Linked DNA regions of Homo sapiens: region 2 is linked to region 1. Evidence: chromatin loops called from intact Hi-C (ENCODE). Cell type or tissue: endothelial cell of umbilical vein. All regions are shown on one strand. Each heading gives the region's core, and the rest is flanking DNA. Links, peaks and the distances in the headings are about the cores only.

Region 1 (8,336 bases), core at 302-8,301:
TTTACCACTCAGTTATATGTTTGATCTCTCCCACTGAAAACAAAAGCACACAAAGCAAAAAACTCTCAACTCCCAATTCCACCCTGACTTCCACCAACAAAGACAGGTACCATCTTAGTTCACTACTCATCTATTTTGTTAGTGAGGGAAACAAGACTAGGATGTATGTTTGTACTTTTAAACATTTATATTACCCTCCTTGGTCTACAAACAATTTGAGGTGGCATGTGCACACACATACACAAATACAAACAGTCCAGGGAAAAGGAGGATAGAAAAAGAATAAAGATAGAAATAGGAGTGTTTATATACATGTATGACTATGCATCTTGGCTTAGGTAAAGGGTTCAATAAAAGGGATAGATACATGCCGTATGTTTGAGAGAGTTTAGGTCTATGCTTCTCAAACTAGGGTAAGGTCAGTGTGCCAGAGGGTAGGTGAAACTATAGGACAAACATTATTTGCCTTCCCAGAGCATTACTTTTTCCTGAATATTTGGAATTTTTTTTCAAAAATTATATGTAAATAATCATTTAAAAATGGAATGCAAAATTTCATACTTGTTAAGAAAAAAAAAAATCTTTCAGCTCTGCTCCCGGGTACCCTGTCCCATACTCTGATGCCTTTGTTTACTCTCTCCTAGATTAGGAGAACTTAGGTAGAAAAGTTTGAGAAGTCCTACAACTTAGGGTGGGTGTGAAAGAGAGAGAGAGAGAGAGAGAGAGAGAGTGTGTGTGTGTGTGTGTGTGTGTGTGTGTGTGTATTTCCCTTGCTTTTGGGGGGATTCTTTTATTTTAAATGTAATTGGCCAGGCGCGGTGGCCTGTAATCCCAGCACTTTGGGAGGCCAAGGTGGGTGGATCACCTGAGGTCAAGAGTTTGAAAGCAGCCTGGCCAACATGGTGAAACCCTGTCTCTACAAAAAAAAAAAAAAAAAAAAAAAAAAAAAAAAAAAAACATGTATATACACACATATATATATAAAATTAGCCAGGCATGGTGGTGAGCACCTGTAATGCCAGCTACTCAGGAGGCTGAGGCAGGAGAATCACTTGTACCTGGGAGGCGGAGGTTGCAGTGAGCCGTGATCGCACCACTGCACTCCAGCCTGGGCGACAGAGCAAGACTCTATCTCAAAAAAAAAAAAAAATCCTCTCCTCCAAGGACTGAGTGAGGTGTGCCTCATGCCTGTAATCCCAGCACTTTGGGAGGCTGAGGAGGGAGGATCCCTCGGGGCCAGGAGTTTGAGGCCAGCCTGGGCAATATATCAAGACCCCTGTGTCTAAAAATAAAAAAACTGGGCGTGGTAGCAACCACCTATAGTCCCAGCTACTCAGAAGGTGAGGTGGGAGGATTCCCTGAACCCAGGAGATCCAGGCTGTAGTGAGCAATGATAGTGCCACTGCACTCCAACCTGGGCAATGGAGTGAGATCCTGTCACACACACACACACACAAAAGTAATTACAGATTCATAGGAAGTTGCAAAACAATGTACAAGGAGGTCCTCAGTACCCTTCCCCCAGCCTTCCCTCCCTCAATGGCAACAGCTTGCATAAATGTAGTACCATAGCAAAACCAGGAAATTGACATAGGTACAATCCACAGACTTTAGTTCACCATTTAGTTTACACACATTGATTTATGTATGTATTTGTGTGTGTGTATGTGCGCGCACGCATGTAGTTCATAGTTCATTGCCATTTTGTCCTATGTGGACATTTGTTTAACCACCACCACAGTCAAGATTTAGAACTGTTCTATCACTGCAGGGCTGCCTCATGCTGCCCCTTTATAGCTGTATGTGTGTAAGCATTCCAACAGTTACTTTCAAACTGGAGCTTGAGATTTGCTCTAGTGACAGATTTCTCTGGCTCTTCTTTTTATGAACGAAATCCTTCCCTGGGGAAAGAGTCCTCTAGGTTTTGGTTTTTGTTTGTTTGTTTTTTGAGACGGAGTCTCACTCTGTCACCCAGGCTGGAGTGCAGTGGTGCGATCTCGGCTCACTGCAAGCTCCGCCTCCCGGGTTCACGCCATTCTCCTGCCTCAGCCTCCCAAGTAGCTGGGACTACAGGCACCCGCTACCACGCCCGGCTAATTTTTTTGTATTTTTAGTAGAGACGGGGTTTCACCATGTTAGCCAGGATGGTCTTGATCTCCTGACCTCGTGATCCGCCCGCCTCGGCCTCCTCTAGGTTTTAAGAAGCCTTCTCCAAATGCCAGGAAATTGCCCTCCTGGTCTCTGCCTCTGGCCAGTTTGAGTTACTTTTCCTTTCACTCCCTTACCCTCTTCATTTCCTACCTCTGCAGTCTTCTTCCTCCTTAGCTACATTGGAAAGGCAAAGAAATAGCAATCATGTGTTCCTCTGAGGGCCTAAGATAATGGAAAACCTGTGTCAAATTTACAACTCAGAAAAAACCTGAGCATTCTGGTTCTCTTTGTCTAGGTCAGTGAGTTACTTTAATAGTGTTTTGTGTTATGAAGTCAAAAGTCCATTGGGTTTTGTATTTACTGAGTGAGTTGCAATTCCTAATATTTCTACCAGCAAGCATAACTTCCTAATCAAAATTGCTTTTTTTGTAAGACATGACTATTTGCAGGCCCTTTAATATGGATGAATCTTTCCTGCTGGTCAAAGCTAGATTTCTTTTGTGGCATGCTTCATTTATCACAGGGGAATAGTCTCAAAAAGTATATTCTTTCTATTTTAAAAAATAGTTGTTTCCATTTTATTTATTTATATCTGGTACCACCAGGGTCCAAAACTTTCTACTTATATGGTTGTTCCTGAGTCTGTGGTACCAAAATTTTCTTGAAGATGTAGTTATATGTGGACTCTAAAAAAGAAAGTTGAGTAAACAGAACCAGAGAGCAGAATGGTGGTTACCTGGGGCATGGAGGAGGAGGAAATGGGGAGAAGTGGACCAAAGGGTACAAATTTGCAGTGAGGTAGGGTGAATAAGTCTAGAGAGGTAATGTACAGTAGAGTTAATAATGCTGTATACTAAAAATTTGCTAAGAGTATATTTTAGATGCTCTTACCACACATACAAAGAAAGGTAACTATGGAAGGTGATATGCATGTAAGTTTATTTCAATGTAGTAACAATTTCGCTATATGTATATATATAAAACATCATGTTGTACACCTTAAATACATACAATAAAAAAATTTTAAAAAGCAAAGAAAAAAGCCAAACACCCAAAATTTTGTTACTATAAACTATGAGAATTTGACACCAAGGTAAGTAGCCAAAGGTGAATTTAGTGGAACTTTAGATCCGCTCTTCACTTCAGATGTGAAGCCAAGGTTCAGCCATTCCAAAAAAGCTGGGGGGGTGCTCTTAAGACTCTTGGTAAAATGACATGGAATCATATATATTTGACTACAAAACCCATCAAAGCACTCATATAGAAAGAGAATTTTGTTTCATGGTTTTCCGTTTGCTCTTTTCCTTGTTCATCCTTAGAATCCATGGTAAATTTCCTTTGGGTGTAGCAAAGCATCTCATTTTCAGTACTAAGTGGCCTGACAGTGTTTCAGTAGTTGACAATTCAGAAAGAAAAGTCTTGAACAATTTAATCTCGGTGGTTTTTTTTTTTTTTGGACTTTTTTTCCTGAAAAAACATTACTCAGAAGAGCTGCATGTCTCACTGAAGCTGTCTAGGCTAAAACAAGCTTCTTTTTCCCCCTGTTCCAGGGAGCCTTTGCCTACATAGTCAATTATTTCATGTACGTCCTCTGGGCTCTCCTATTTGCCTTCCTTGCCGTATCTCTTGTCAAGGTGTTTGCGCCTTATGCCTGTGGCTCTGGAATCCCTGAGGTGAGTCTCTTAAAATGGTTTATAAATGGTTACAATATGAATACTTTTTGGTTAAAATCTCTTAATATGTATTCCAGCACATACCACAATTTGATGAATGTTAAACAGGATCAGATCCTGAGGCCATCTAAGACCTAGGTCTTTCCACAAGTCCCTCTCAGCCTGGGCTACCAGGAAATTAAAGGGAGTTGATTCTTAGCCTCCTGAGGGTTCCTGTTGAGCCAGGCTCTGGAAAACTTCCCCTGTTCCCTATCCAAAAAGCTTCCAGAGTATATCCCAAGATTCTGACCTGAAAAAGCAGTGTTATTGTCAGCTTTTTCAGGGCAAAAGAAAGAAAATCATTTGGTACCTTTCCCACAATATGATTTAGGCTACATGGGATGGTTAAAACCCTGTTTCTAACTACTTTTGGCTTAGATTGCTTGACAGTGACTAAAGACACTGAGACTTAGGTTACCAGGATGACTTTGCCCTTCCCTGTTTCCTGACCAGGTAATAAGTCACAATTTTTTTTTTTTTTAAGCCAGGGAATCAAGACTATACCTAACCTTTAAGGTTGTTTCAGGGACATTAGCCTTGTCCTCTCAAAACATGCCTCTTGGGCTACCACGTTGTAACATGAGGAAAACACCTATCCCTCCCTCTCCAGCTCCTCCTTCATATATGCACACTCTCATACTTACAATACATCCTTGCCCAGCTATCACTCCCCTCCCCCTAAAAAGGGGGAACATGAAAGCTTAAAGAACAGTTCTTGCTTTCTTGGGCTCCTGGGCTCTCTTCCAAACAGGGATCACTGTAGGTCAAGCATTTATATGTCACTTATTCAAAAGGTGCAGTTTCTATAATGAGGTCCAGATTTTTGCTTCTTAGCCTTGTTGACTTCCTTAGTCTATATTCAATCTTTCTGTGTTTAACCTGCAGATAAAAACTATCTTGAGTGGTTTCATTATTAGGGGCTATTTGGGTAAGTGGACTCTGGTTATCAAAACCATCACCTTGGTGCTGGCAGTGTCATCTGGCTTGAGCCTGGGCAAAGAGGGCCCTCTAGTGCACGTGGCTTGCTGCTGTGGGAACATCCTGTGCCACTGCTTCAACAAATACAGGAAGAATGAAGCCAAGCGCAGAGAGGTAATAATGAATGGCCTTAATAGTCTCTTTTTGGTTGTGAGCATAAATGATACAATCTTAGGGGGTGAGAATTTGAGAGTTCTACCAATGTTAATGCAAACACCCTTTGACCCAGCAATTCCACTTGTAGGAATTTATCCTACAGATATCCTAGCATGTGTGTGCACAAAGGTGTATAAGGATAGTGCAGCGTCTGTCAACATAGTAAAAAACTGAAGCAACAAAAATGTCCATCAATAGGGAACTGATCTAATAAATACTATTCTGTTCATACTGTAGAATACTTTGCAACCATTAAATGAGATAACCTTTTATATATTGACTTGGAATTCTGGCTATGAAACACCATTTGATTTTAAAAGCCAGTTTCTGAGTAATGTATATAATATAATTCATATTTTTTAAAAGTGTACATGCACTTATTGATAGAAAATGTCTGGAAGGTGGTTTTACCCCAAACTGGTTTTACTTTTTTTTTTTTTTGAGACAGGGTCTCACTCTGTCACCTAGACTGCAGTGCAGTGGCATGATCACGGCTCACTGCAGCCTCGACCTCCCTGGCTCAGATGATCCTCCCACCTCAGCCTCCCAAGTAGCTGAAACTACAGGCACGCACCACCAAACCCAGCTAATTTTTGTATTTTTTGTAGAGACGGGGTTTCACTATGTTGCCCAGGCTAGTCTCGAACTCCTGCGCTCAAGCAATCCTCCTCCCTCAGTCTCCCAAAGTGCTGGGATTACAGGCATGAGACACGATGCCTGGCTCACGTCAAACTGTTAAAAATGTTTATCTATGGTGAGTGGGAGAGTGAGGGGTAGTGAAGGAGAAGTAAGGATTTTAACTTTTTATTGTATGTAATTCTATTCAAGTATATATTGCTTCTCTTACAAAATAAGTTACAGAAAGAATAGATTTTAAAAGAAGTTGTTTATTGCTATGGAATAGTACATATAAGTGCAGTGTATGTTTCAGATGTCGGTTTTTTCACTTTCTATTTCTATCTAACACTATACTTGAATTAGTTTCTCTCTGTATTGGACCTCTCTCTACCTTTTGTTTCAGCCCAGCTAAATTAGTCCCGCCATGGCACCTCTGTAGTGGCTGTCATGTTTATGCAGTTGTTAATGTATGCTGTTTTGAGGAGGAAGGACTTTTTTAAAAAAAAGTTCCAAGTCATTGGTTTACTTTTTTCTTGCTATAATTAAGGGCCTAAGAGAATAATGGCTCTTGCTTTATTTTCTTTGAATTACAAAGAAGTCACATATGGAATGGGTCAAGACTAAGGTCATTTCACTTAAAAGGATTTTTCACAAAACAGGAACCTAATGATTTCTTATGAAAACCAAAAAAAAAAAAAAAATTAACCACAAGACCCAGAAGGAAACTCAAAGATATTGAGATTTCAAATATAGAATAAATTTTGTTGGTTCAAGGGAGAAAGGTCCTGGCACTGTTAGAAAGGAGAGGAAAGCTAGCAGGAGAGAAGATGGGGAAATATGAGTAGATTGTTTAACTACCTGTCATGCAGTAGAGGGACTTAAAGGTAGTGTTAAGTTGGTGAGGTTGTTAAATGGGAATGACATTCAACAGAAGGGAAGAGTTGAGAAAACATTTTTTTTCTAGAAGGGCTTTATTAGAACAGTTATGAAATTTGAATGAGATTTATAGATCAAATAACAGTTATTAGTGTAAATTTCCTATTTTGATCATTGAACTGTGATTATGGAAGAGACTGTCTTTGCTTTTAGGACATAAAAGCATTTATATCCTACATGCACTGAAGCATTTCAGGGTACATGAGCCTTATATGTGCAACTGACTTTTCTGAGTGAAATTCCAATTCTTCAGAAAAAAATAGAATCATAAAACAAATGCAGTAATGGTAGCAATTACAGAAGCTACATGAAGATATGTAGGACTTCTTTGTGCTATTCTTTCACCTTTTCTGTGTTTGAAATTTTTTTAAAAAAATATTATAATGGTTAAGAGTGAAGTGGTGATTGTTGCTGGTTTTGCATGGATGAAGGTGAATTTGAAACTACAGATTGCTGGGGACTTTCATTCTAAAAATTGGCATTTTTGTTCAAATAGTTTCTAATAAAATAAGAGGGGAATTCGATTTGGCTGTTTCTCTCTACAGATGCCATATATTTCTCCAGTTAGACTCATATGAATACAGTCATGTCTCAATGACAGGGATATGTTATGAAAAATGCATTGTTAGGAGATTTCGTCACTGTGCAAGCATTATAGATTGAAGTTACACAAACTTAGATGGTCTAGCCTACTACACACCTAGGCTTTATGATATAGCCTATGGCTCCTAGGCTACAAACATGTACAGCATGCGACTATACTGAATACTGTGAGCAATTGTAACACAATGGTAAATATTTGTGCATCTAAACATAGAAAAAGCACAGTAAAAATATAATATAATTTTATGGGGCCACCATGTTGTATGTGGTCCATCATTGACTGAAACGTTGTTACGTGGTGCGTGACAGTATTTGAATTGGTTTTTTTTGTTTTTGTTTTTGTTTTTTTTTTGGAGACAGGGTCTCAGTCTTTTGGCCAGGCTAGAATGCAGTAGTGTGATCTCAGTTCACTGCAACCTCCATCACCTGGGCTTGAGCAATTCTCCCACCTCAGACTCCCCAGTAGCTAAGACTACAGGCACATGCCATTATACCCAGCTGATTTTGTGAATTTTTTTGTAGAGACTGGGTTTTGCCATGTTGCCCAGGCCAGTGTTGAATTCCTGGGCTCAAGTGATCCTCCTGCCTCAGCCTCCCAAAGTGCTGGGATTACAGGCATGAGCCACCACAACCGGCTAGTATTTGAATCTTAAATTTACTTTCTAGCACTTATTTAGACTTTCCAGTTATTTTTTCCTGTTGCTTTCATCATCAGCGGCAACCTTTTTTGTCTTATGGCCTTGTCAAAGTGGGCAGATGGTTGAGAGTAAAACAGACTTGAGAAAGAAGGGTGTAGACAGACTCCACTCTACAATATAAAATTAAAGCAAACTAGCTACCCCGATTCTTTCTGTCTCTTGATTCATCCTAAACATAGTCACTGAAATCCCCTTTCTCAAGTTGCATGTTGGCTGTCCTCATCTTTCTTAAATGAAAGCCATTGTAGCTAGGAATTTCAAAGCCCTTCCAGCTAGCACCAGAGATTCCATTCTTTCCTCCCCATCATTTTCCTGAGCCATCCTACTCTTCCAGATAATCCTATATGCTTATTTTGCCAAGGACCTTTTTATTCTTCAAAACTCGTAATTTTGTTCAACTTTCTCTAAAATATTTCTTTACTTCTTCAAATCATCTCTCTCCATAGCAACCAGAATCCAATGAAAGGACTTGGTCCATCTATTA
Region 2 (8,336 bases), core at 1-8,000, 120 kb after region 1:
TACCTTGATGATGAAGTTCTTTTAGATGTTTGGCTGAAAACGTGACACCCAGAAGGGAGATGTGCCCCTTTAGATGGAACTGAGAAGTGCCAAGTTCTTGGGCACCTGCAGTTGGCTGCCACCCCTGTCAGCTGTTGGACCAGACTGAGGGGCCAGGCTTTCCCCTGCTGCCTCTGACCCTGGGGTGTGGCAACAGAGTTTGTTGGGTCACAATGCCTGAACTGTCACAACCTAAGCAAAGGTGGGCATGTTGGCAAACTCAGAAACCTATTCCCATCAAAAGCACATCAGGCTGCCTGTGGTGCGACAAACTTTTTCTGTTATCTCTATGAGGGTACACACCATTTTTCTCACATTTTCTCTGGCTCACAGTCCATCAAGATATCCCTTCTCTTTTCATTTCCTGCGAGACCTCCAGAACAATCTAATCATACCCCTACTAGAGAATCAGAGTTATATTGCAAGAGATCTTTAGATTTACGTAGAAACAGAGAAATGTTGATCAAAATCTTTTCTGGGTATCCCAAATAAAAGTATGAAAATAGAAACTTGGAGGCTGCCTCAGCAGCTTCTGTAGTTTCACCTCACCATTAAGATGCCCCCTTAGCTAGTCAAAAAGAAGTCAGATGTCCCTACCATTGTAGTATCAGAGTACGCCATCATGTAGGACCCTGGAATGATGTTTTCTTGTTGATTTGGATGCTGTGATGACTCTTCCAGTCTGCCTCAAGATACTGCTTTTTTCTTCAACTCTCCATGCCCTCCTACAGCCTTGACTGCCAGCTGGTACCAGAGTTACCTCTTCTTGACATCACCGTTTCTATAGAGAACAGTGACAGCACAAAGATGGAGGGCTCTAAGGATTCTGTGTGCTCTAAGTGGTCTAGCAGGCTCTGACCTTCCCTATGAGAAATAAGTTGTCCAGAGAAAGGCTGATCTAGTTGAGACAGGGTCTGTCTTTTACAGACTCCCTAGGCCATGAAAAGACTTAAGCTCCACTTAATCTTTTCAATCTGGCCAGTGCTGGTTTGTTGGCTGCAGTATGTGTTAGAGATTTATCCATTACACTTTGAGATGCCTTCATCTCATCTTACTGAGTTTAGCCCCAGTTTGGAAATATTATCCCACAACCAAATGTCTCTCACTCTGCCCAAGTCTCATCTTTCCTTGTCTTTTCTCCATGTCTCCACTTTAATACTGCATGCATGTAAATAAATGCATCTGAATTAACAATCAGTTGAGATGATCCCCTAAAAGAGTTCCATATTCTTGGTTCTACCTCCATTTATTCTTTTTCCTGTTGCCCCTGAGATTGCATCTCTAACTCCGCTATATTATTTTGATCCTGTTAGCTCATGGTGTCAAACAGAAACAGAGCCTGGAATTTGTTAGAGGCGGCAAGACAGATTTTATTCAGGCCACTGCAGTAGAGGAGAGAGACTTCTGATGAACAGATCTCAACTCCACTGAAACAAAAGGCAGGGTGTGCTAAGGAAAAGTACCGAAGGACATTGAGTGGGGGTGAGCTTGGTCAATGTATTGGGGCATCTGTGTTTGCTAATGGGTGCTTATTAAAGTTAGGTTCCCTATGTTCACAATGTCAGGTTTATAAAGAAAAACATAATTAAGAACTATAAAGAAAGAAATGAAAGAAAGTAAAATCAAAAAAAGAAAAGAAAAGAAAGCTAAGCTCCTACCTTCCCATAGAGACAGGGAGACATGGACCCTATTTTTCTTGATCATTACATTACAAAGGGATGGCTTCCAGGTTGTTGAGAAAGACAGTCCTGGGTTGTAGAAGATACATCTTAAAAGAAGAGAGAAAGAATTTACAATTGCAAGTTTTCTAAAGTACATGCTGTAAGGAAGGGAGTCAGGGCCTGTAGTCAGGTTTTGGCCTGAACAAACAGTAAATTCTTTTGGCAGCAATGAACTGTCTCAGGAAGGCATTTTAAGGGGGGCTAGGATTGTCATACTAGGGAAATGGCCTTTTGGCAGCTTTGAACTGTCTCAGGAAGGCATTTTAAAAGGGCTGAGATTGTCATCCTAGGGAAATGGCCTTGAGCTGATAGAAACTACGCTGGTGTTTGTTCAAGTCTCTTAGTGTGTGTATGTATTGGGGGGCAGGTGGATGAAATTGTGCCGAAAGTTGCAGTTCTTATAGGCCAAAGTTGAGGCCTAGCTGAGAAGTGGGCTTAGAGAAGCCTGACTAAAGTTTGATCATGAAGAGGGTCTTTGTTGCTTTTCCTATACCATCCTTTTGTCAAGGGGCAACTTTTGATGATTAAAGACAAAGTTGGAGCTCCTGTGTCTGGCTCATCTCTGTGGAATATGAAGCAAAGGAAGAAAATGTTTACCTATTCTCCAAGCACAAGAAATCATATCTCTAAGAGATTAAAAATAAAACAAAACAAAAACAAAAACAAAAACTCTGTGTCTCCCAGCCCGGAAAGGAACAACCATGATTCATGCCTGGAAAATGTCTTAGTAATCCCCAGATGACAAAGAGAGAACTACTATGGATGATTAGAGCACTCTCCCAGGGCACCTGAATCCTGTCATCCTGGAGGCTAACCAGGAGCAGGTAAGGGCAGCATTTGGATGTGAAACCAATGAGCAAAATGTAAGGGAAGAATCAAGGCAGACCTGGCTCAGTCATAGGTCACGGTACATTTACTGCCTCTTCCTTCTCTTCTCGAGGCTCTCAAATTGGTCTGTACTGAGTAGAGGGGGTGGAGGGCAGGTGAGGGATAAGGGATATTCAAATAGTCAAAGTAAGGAATATATTGTATTAGTGTGTGAAGGTGTGTGAATAGTCTGCACTTAGGTTTGCCTTTAATAGCCAAATATTGAGATATTAAACACAAAAGCCTTGGTCATCATTTTTTTTCTAAGCACCATCATCTATTTTGTAACCTTGTTTATTCTACCCAAACTTCTTCTCTTTCACACAAACTTGTGAATAAGAGTGCAAATCAATACTTTAAATACACTCTCGGTTTGCATTTGGCTAGAAAAAACTATGAAGATAATAAAAATGGGACCTGCGTTTATAATATAATTATCATGAATAATGGCAAAAGGAAATTAAATGAAGTGAACCATCAGCCTTCATGAAATCACTGTCTGTCTGGTAGTCTTGCTGGGTGTCTTCCAGCCTCAGATTTAGCCTACCTTTTATGTGATGACACAATGACCATTTAGAAAATGGGCAGTGATGCCAATGATTATCAGACATCATTTACTGTGGACCAATATAATTGGGAACACCACTTCTTTTTCTCCTGATTTGGTTTTCCTGCCATGAGAGTACACAATGACATTTAGAGCAGCTTCATGCAACCATACTAAAGTGAAAAATTAGTCATTTTGAACATCTTGGCAGTGGAACTGTATAATTACTTCTGTCAAGTGTTTGTGTTTTGTCTGCATTGTACATATTTTTTCTTTCCTATGAGTGATTGGAGGAGTGGAGGGGGAAAATAAAGGACTTTTAAAGTCTATAAACATTATCATAAAAAAATTTCAGGGGGCAACTGCTAAAGATAAGTGGAGTCTTAGGAATGTTAGGGGTTCTTTTATAGGCAGGGGCTTAATTAGGCAGCTAAAGTTCTGTTCCATAACCTTGCGGTAGAAAATGACTTATGGCTAATTTTGAGGGGTGGGCTTGGCTTGGCAGTGGCTATTTCTGGTCAGGCTCTTCCCTTTTATAATTATGAAATTTCCTTCCCCTGATTTCCTAGAACATTTGCTTATTGTCAGGATAATTCATCTGACATTTACTAAATCTGGCCTTGTAGAGTTAATTACCTTTTCCTATTCCTAGATTACCTACATTGCAAGCCTAGAAGGTTATCTATCTCTTTTTCATTGCATCCACCACAATACTGGGCACACAGGTGGGCTCAAGACACAAGGTTTTGGAATTTTTAGGGCAGAAAACATAATTCAGAAATCACAGCGTCATGGGATCTGTAAAAATGACCAAAAAACTTGGTTAGCTATCTGAGTGGGCAGGCTTCTTTCCCAGAGCAGTAATTGTCACACTTTGGCGTGCATCAGAATCACCTGGAGGGCTTCAGTTTCTCATTCTACGGGTCTGGAGTGGGGACTGAGAATTTGCCTGGTACTGTGTATTACATGCATTATCTCAATTCACGCACAGCCTTATGAAATGCCTACCACTTTAATTATAAATGACTCGCTGGAGCGCAGAGGCCACGTGACTGGTGGGGGTGCTTGGCAGCACTGGCCACTTCCATCGTCTTGGGGGTGGGGGTGGCGGGGCGCGCGCGTGTGTGTGTGTGGTGATTAGCATGCCTTTTATTTCTTTCAGGGTCTGGAGATAGAAGAGAAATTCCCTGAGAAAAAGAAAAGTAGAAAGGTATTTACTCTGATCTTCTGGCCCCATCTGGTGGTTTTAAGTCTGACTAAAAAAAAAAAAAAAAAAAGCGCTGATTCGTGATCTCCCCCTGCTGGTGAGAATGGTGGGGTCAATCCGGCCGCCTCTCGTACCAGTTGTTCTGAGGTGCATTTCTGTGGAAGCATTTCCGTCATTCTGAGACAGTTGGGCTGAGGCGGTTGGTCGCCTCTCTCTCTCTCTCTCTCTGTTCCTCATCTACATTTTGATTGGTTTATTTTTGTATTGTTTTCTTTCAGTTTCCGATAGGTGGAGAACATTCTGCTAATAGCTTTTCTTCCAGTCCATTTGTGGCTTGTTAAAGGTACAACATGTATTGTCAGTCGTGACGAGAGCTTTTTGCCTTATATATTGATTATATATTATAAATATAGAAGTATATCCTGTGTCAGGCTGGAGATGTGGGAGGAAAACTGGCTGAGGGAACTAGCCTTTAATTAGTTTATTTCCTCCCTGTCAAACCAACAAACTTTTCTGGAACATCTGAAAAAATAACCTTTAAAAAGTACTTCAGGCTGACCGTGGTGGCTCACGCCTGTAATCCCAGCACTTTGGGAGGCCGGGGCGGGCAGATCACCTGAGCTCAGGAATTCGAGACCAGCTTGACCACCATGGCGAAACCCCGTCTCTACTAAAAAGACAAAAATTAGCCGGGCGTGGTAGCGCGCGCCTGTAGTCCCAGCTACTCGGGAGGCTGAGGCGGAAGAATCGCTTGAAACTGGGAGGCAGAGTTGCAGTGAGCCAAGATGGTGCCACTGCACTCCATCCTGGGTGACAGAGCAAGACTCTGTCTCAAAAGAAAAAAAAAACTTAAATATACAGTTACTTGGTGACAAAATGTTTATCCTGCCCTGCAGATAGTGTATCAGTGAATGAATGTATTAAACATTACAGCTGGGTGCAGTGGCTGCGGCAGGAGGATGGCTTGAACTGGGAGGCAAAGGTTGCAGTGAGCCAAGATGGCGCCACTGCACTCCAGCCTGGGCGACAGAGTAAGACTCTTGTCTCAAAAGAAAAAGAATTAAATAGCCAGGCGCAGTGGCTCACGCCTGTAATCCCAGCACTTTGGGAGGCTGAGGCAGGCGGATCACGAGGTCAAGAGATCGAGACCATCCTGGCCAACATGGTGAAACCCCGTCTCTATTAACAATACAAAAATTAGCTGGGCATGGTGGCATGCGTCTGTAGCTACTTGGGAGGCTAAGGCAGGAGAATCACTTGAGTCCAGGAGGCAGAGGTTGTAGTGAGACGAGATCGTGCCACTGCACTCCAGCCTGAACGACAGAGTGAGACTCTTGTCTCAAAAGAAAAAAAAATTAAATAGCTGGGCACGGTAGCTCACGCCTGTAGTGCCAGCACTTTGGGAGGCTGAGGCAGGCGGATCACGAGATCAAAAGATCGAGACCATCCTGGCCAACAAGGTGAAACCCCGTCTCTACTAAAAATGCAAAAACTAGCGGGACATGGTGGCATGCGTCTATAGCTACTTGGGAGGCTGAGGCAGGAAAATCACTTGAGCCCGGGAGACAGAGGTTGCAGTGAGCCGGGATGGCGCCACTGCACTCCAGCCTGGCGACAGAGCGAGATTCCATCTCAAAATAAATAAATAAATAAATAAATAAAATATACTATTACTTGGTAACAGCTGGGCGCTGCGGCTCACTCCTGTAATACCAGCACCTTCGGAGGCTGAGGCGGGAAGAAAGCTTGAGGGCAGGACTTTGAGACCAGCCTGGGCAACATAGCAAAACTTCCGTCTCTACCAAAAAATAAATGAAATAAAATAAAATTAGCAGTGTGTTGTGGTGCCCGCCTGTAGTCCCAGTTACTCGGGAGGCTGAGGTGGGAGGATCACTTGAGCCTGGGAGTGGGAGGTTGCAGTGAGCCGAGATCATGCCACTGCACTCCAGCCAGGACGACAGAGCAAGACTGTCTCAAAAGAAAAAATAATAAAAATGAAATATAGTATTACTTTATGACAGCTGGGCACGGTGGCTCACTCTTGTAATTCCAGCACTTTGAGAGGCTGAGGTGGGAGTATTGCTTGAAGGCAAGAGTCTGAGTTTGAGACCAGCCTGGGCAACAGAGCAAAACCTCCATTTCTACCAAAAGAAAAAAAAAATTAGCTGGGTGTGGTGGCGCGTGCCTGTAGTCCCAGTTACTCCGGAGGCTGAGGTGGGAGGATCGCTTGAGCATGGGAGGTTGATGCTGTAATGAGGAGTGATCTCGCCAACTGCACTCCAGCCTCCTGTGCCTCTTGCTCTCAAGTCAGGATGATGAATCGGGGTAATGACTTCATGTGGTCACTAGGAGGTCGCAGCTGTTGGAAAACGTATTCCCATGCAGTAGGAGAACACCCCGTAAAAAAGCCGTCTTGAGAAGGTGTTCCTCCAATTAAAAGGGAAATTGGTGATTTCTCTTGACAGAATCACTCCCCATCCTAAAAACTGCATTTTTGTGTATGTCGTATTTATTGATACATTTCCTTAATATTTCCATTATGAAGATATGTATAGGTTCAAGGAAGGCAGTAACTGTCTCTGTGTACAACCTAGCAGTGGCTCATGTGCTTAGACACTCAGTAACTCTTGGTGATGTTGAGATGATTATGACAATAGTGATGGTGTTGATTATAAGAGTGGACTCAATCATTTGTGTCTTCTGAAATTCTCAACAGTTTTACATTCACCTAGTGAATTTATAAATTCACATATCACATTCTGCCTTGTGGTGTATTTGTTTCATTATGAGCTTTATCTTTCCAAAAACAGGACTTCTTGAAGAGAATGACTGTGTTTTGCCCATTTTCACTTACCCTGCTAAGGGTAGCACAGGTTCATATATATTAGCAAATGCCTAATGATATTTACATAATTGAAAATAAGTGGTAATGGTTCTTCAAGAATTGCTAGCCCCAGGACCACATAGAAGTGCTTGGTCAAGGCCAAAAACATTGGGTCATCCTGATCCAAACTGCCTGGATTATTGTAATAACTGGCTAACTGATTCCACTGAATCTATCCTTGCCACTCTTCAATGTAACAGTTTTTAGGAACTGATATACTTTATTAGCTACTCTGTTATTTTTTATAATAGCTTTGTTGAAATATGATTCATATACCATGTAACTCACTCATTTAAAGTGTACAACTCAATTTTTTTAGTATATTGTGTCACAGAGTTGTACAACCATTACCATAATCAATTTAGAGCTTTTTTAATCACCCCCAGAAGAAACCCTATACCCTTTGTCCATCACACTCCAGCCACCCCTCCACCCCTATATCTCCCAGCTTTAGGCAACCACTAATCTACTTTCTGTCTCTATAGGTTTGCCTATTCCAGACATTCAGTATAAATGGAATAATACAATATGTGGTCTTTGGTGACTGGCTTCGTAGCAAAACTTTTTCCAGCAATGAGCTGTAGCAACATGTGTGAAATGTCTGTGAGGGAAGCTCATTGGAGAATCAGTGGCAAGGGTTTTTATTGGGGGCTGGTGATACAGGCACCTCCTGCCTAGCACATACCGAAATTTCAGATTTCTAGGAGGAAATCTGGTGTTCACCATAAACCATAAGGCAAAGTGAGCTCATATTATCAATTAGTGTTGTGGGAACCCTCCCCAAATCCAAGTTTCCAGATACTAGCCAAGGGCCAACCTTTGTAAGCAGGATTTTCAAATGACAATATTCTTAGGTCTGATATGTTAACCCTGAACCACACAGATTTTGATATGGATTGTGTTGATTCTGTAGATCAATCTGGGCAGTATTGCCATCTTAATATTAAGTAAGCTGATCAATGAACACGGAACATCTTTCCATTTATTTAGGTCTTTCTCTTAATGATGTTTTGTAGTTCTCAGTGTACAAGACAATATCGATGTTGGATTACATGGGTTGATTTTTCAAAC

Evidence for each region. Hi-C counts contacts between places; a loop is a spot of excess contacts. Peaks named below come from ENCODE experiments on the same cell type or tissue, not always from the same donor. Only the 100,000 strongest peaks of a DNase experiment are listed, where the experiment ranks them.
Region 2: a loop joins it to region 1, with 10 times the contacts of the local background. A loop is called at or near these places in 2 of 110 quality-filtered maps.

What each region holds. Positions count from the first base shown.
Region 1 is chrX:50,076,893-50,085,228 of GRCh38, forward strand. It overlaps CLCN5 (chloride voltage-gated channel 5), which reads left to right. Exons shown (of 15, transcript NM_001127898.4): 8 at 3,702-3,824; 9 at 4,749-4,955. Among named protein-coding and RNA genes, the nearest start is that of MIR502, 66 kb to the left of the region's middle. In endothelial cell of umbilical vein, for the core only: a CTCF peak has its summit at 4,834 (motif pointing left); no DNase peak of the experiment used is centred there.
Region 2 is chrX:50,200,227-50,208,562 of GRCh38, forward strand. It overlaps AKAP4 (A-kinase anchoring protein 4), which reads right to left and starts at 781. Exons shown (of 6, transcript NM_003886.3): 1 at 637-781. The coding sequence starts at 663. It overlaps CCNB3 (cyclin B3), which reads left to right and starts at 4,539. Exons shown (of 13, transcript NM_033031.3): 1 at 4,539-4,724. In endothelial cell of umbilical vein, for the core only: a CTCF peak has its summit at 4,473 (motif pointing left); a DNase peak (open chromatin) is centred at 4,375; H3K27ac peaks cover 2,923 bases.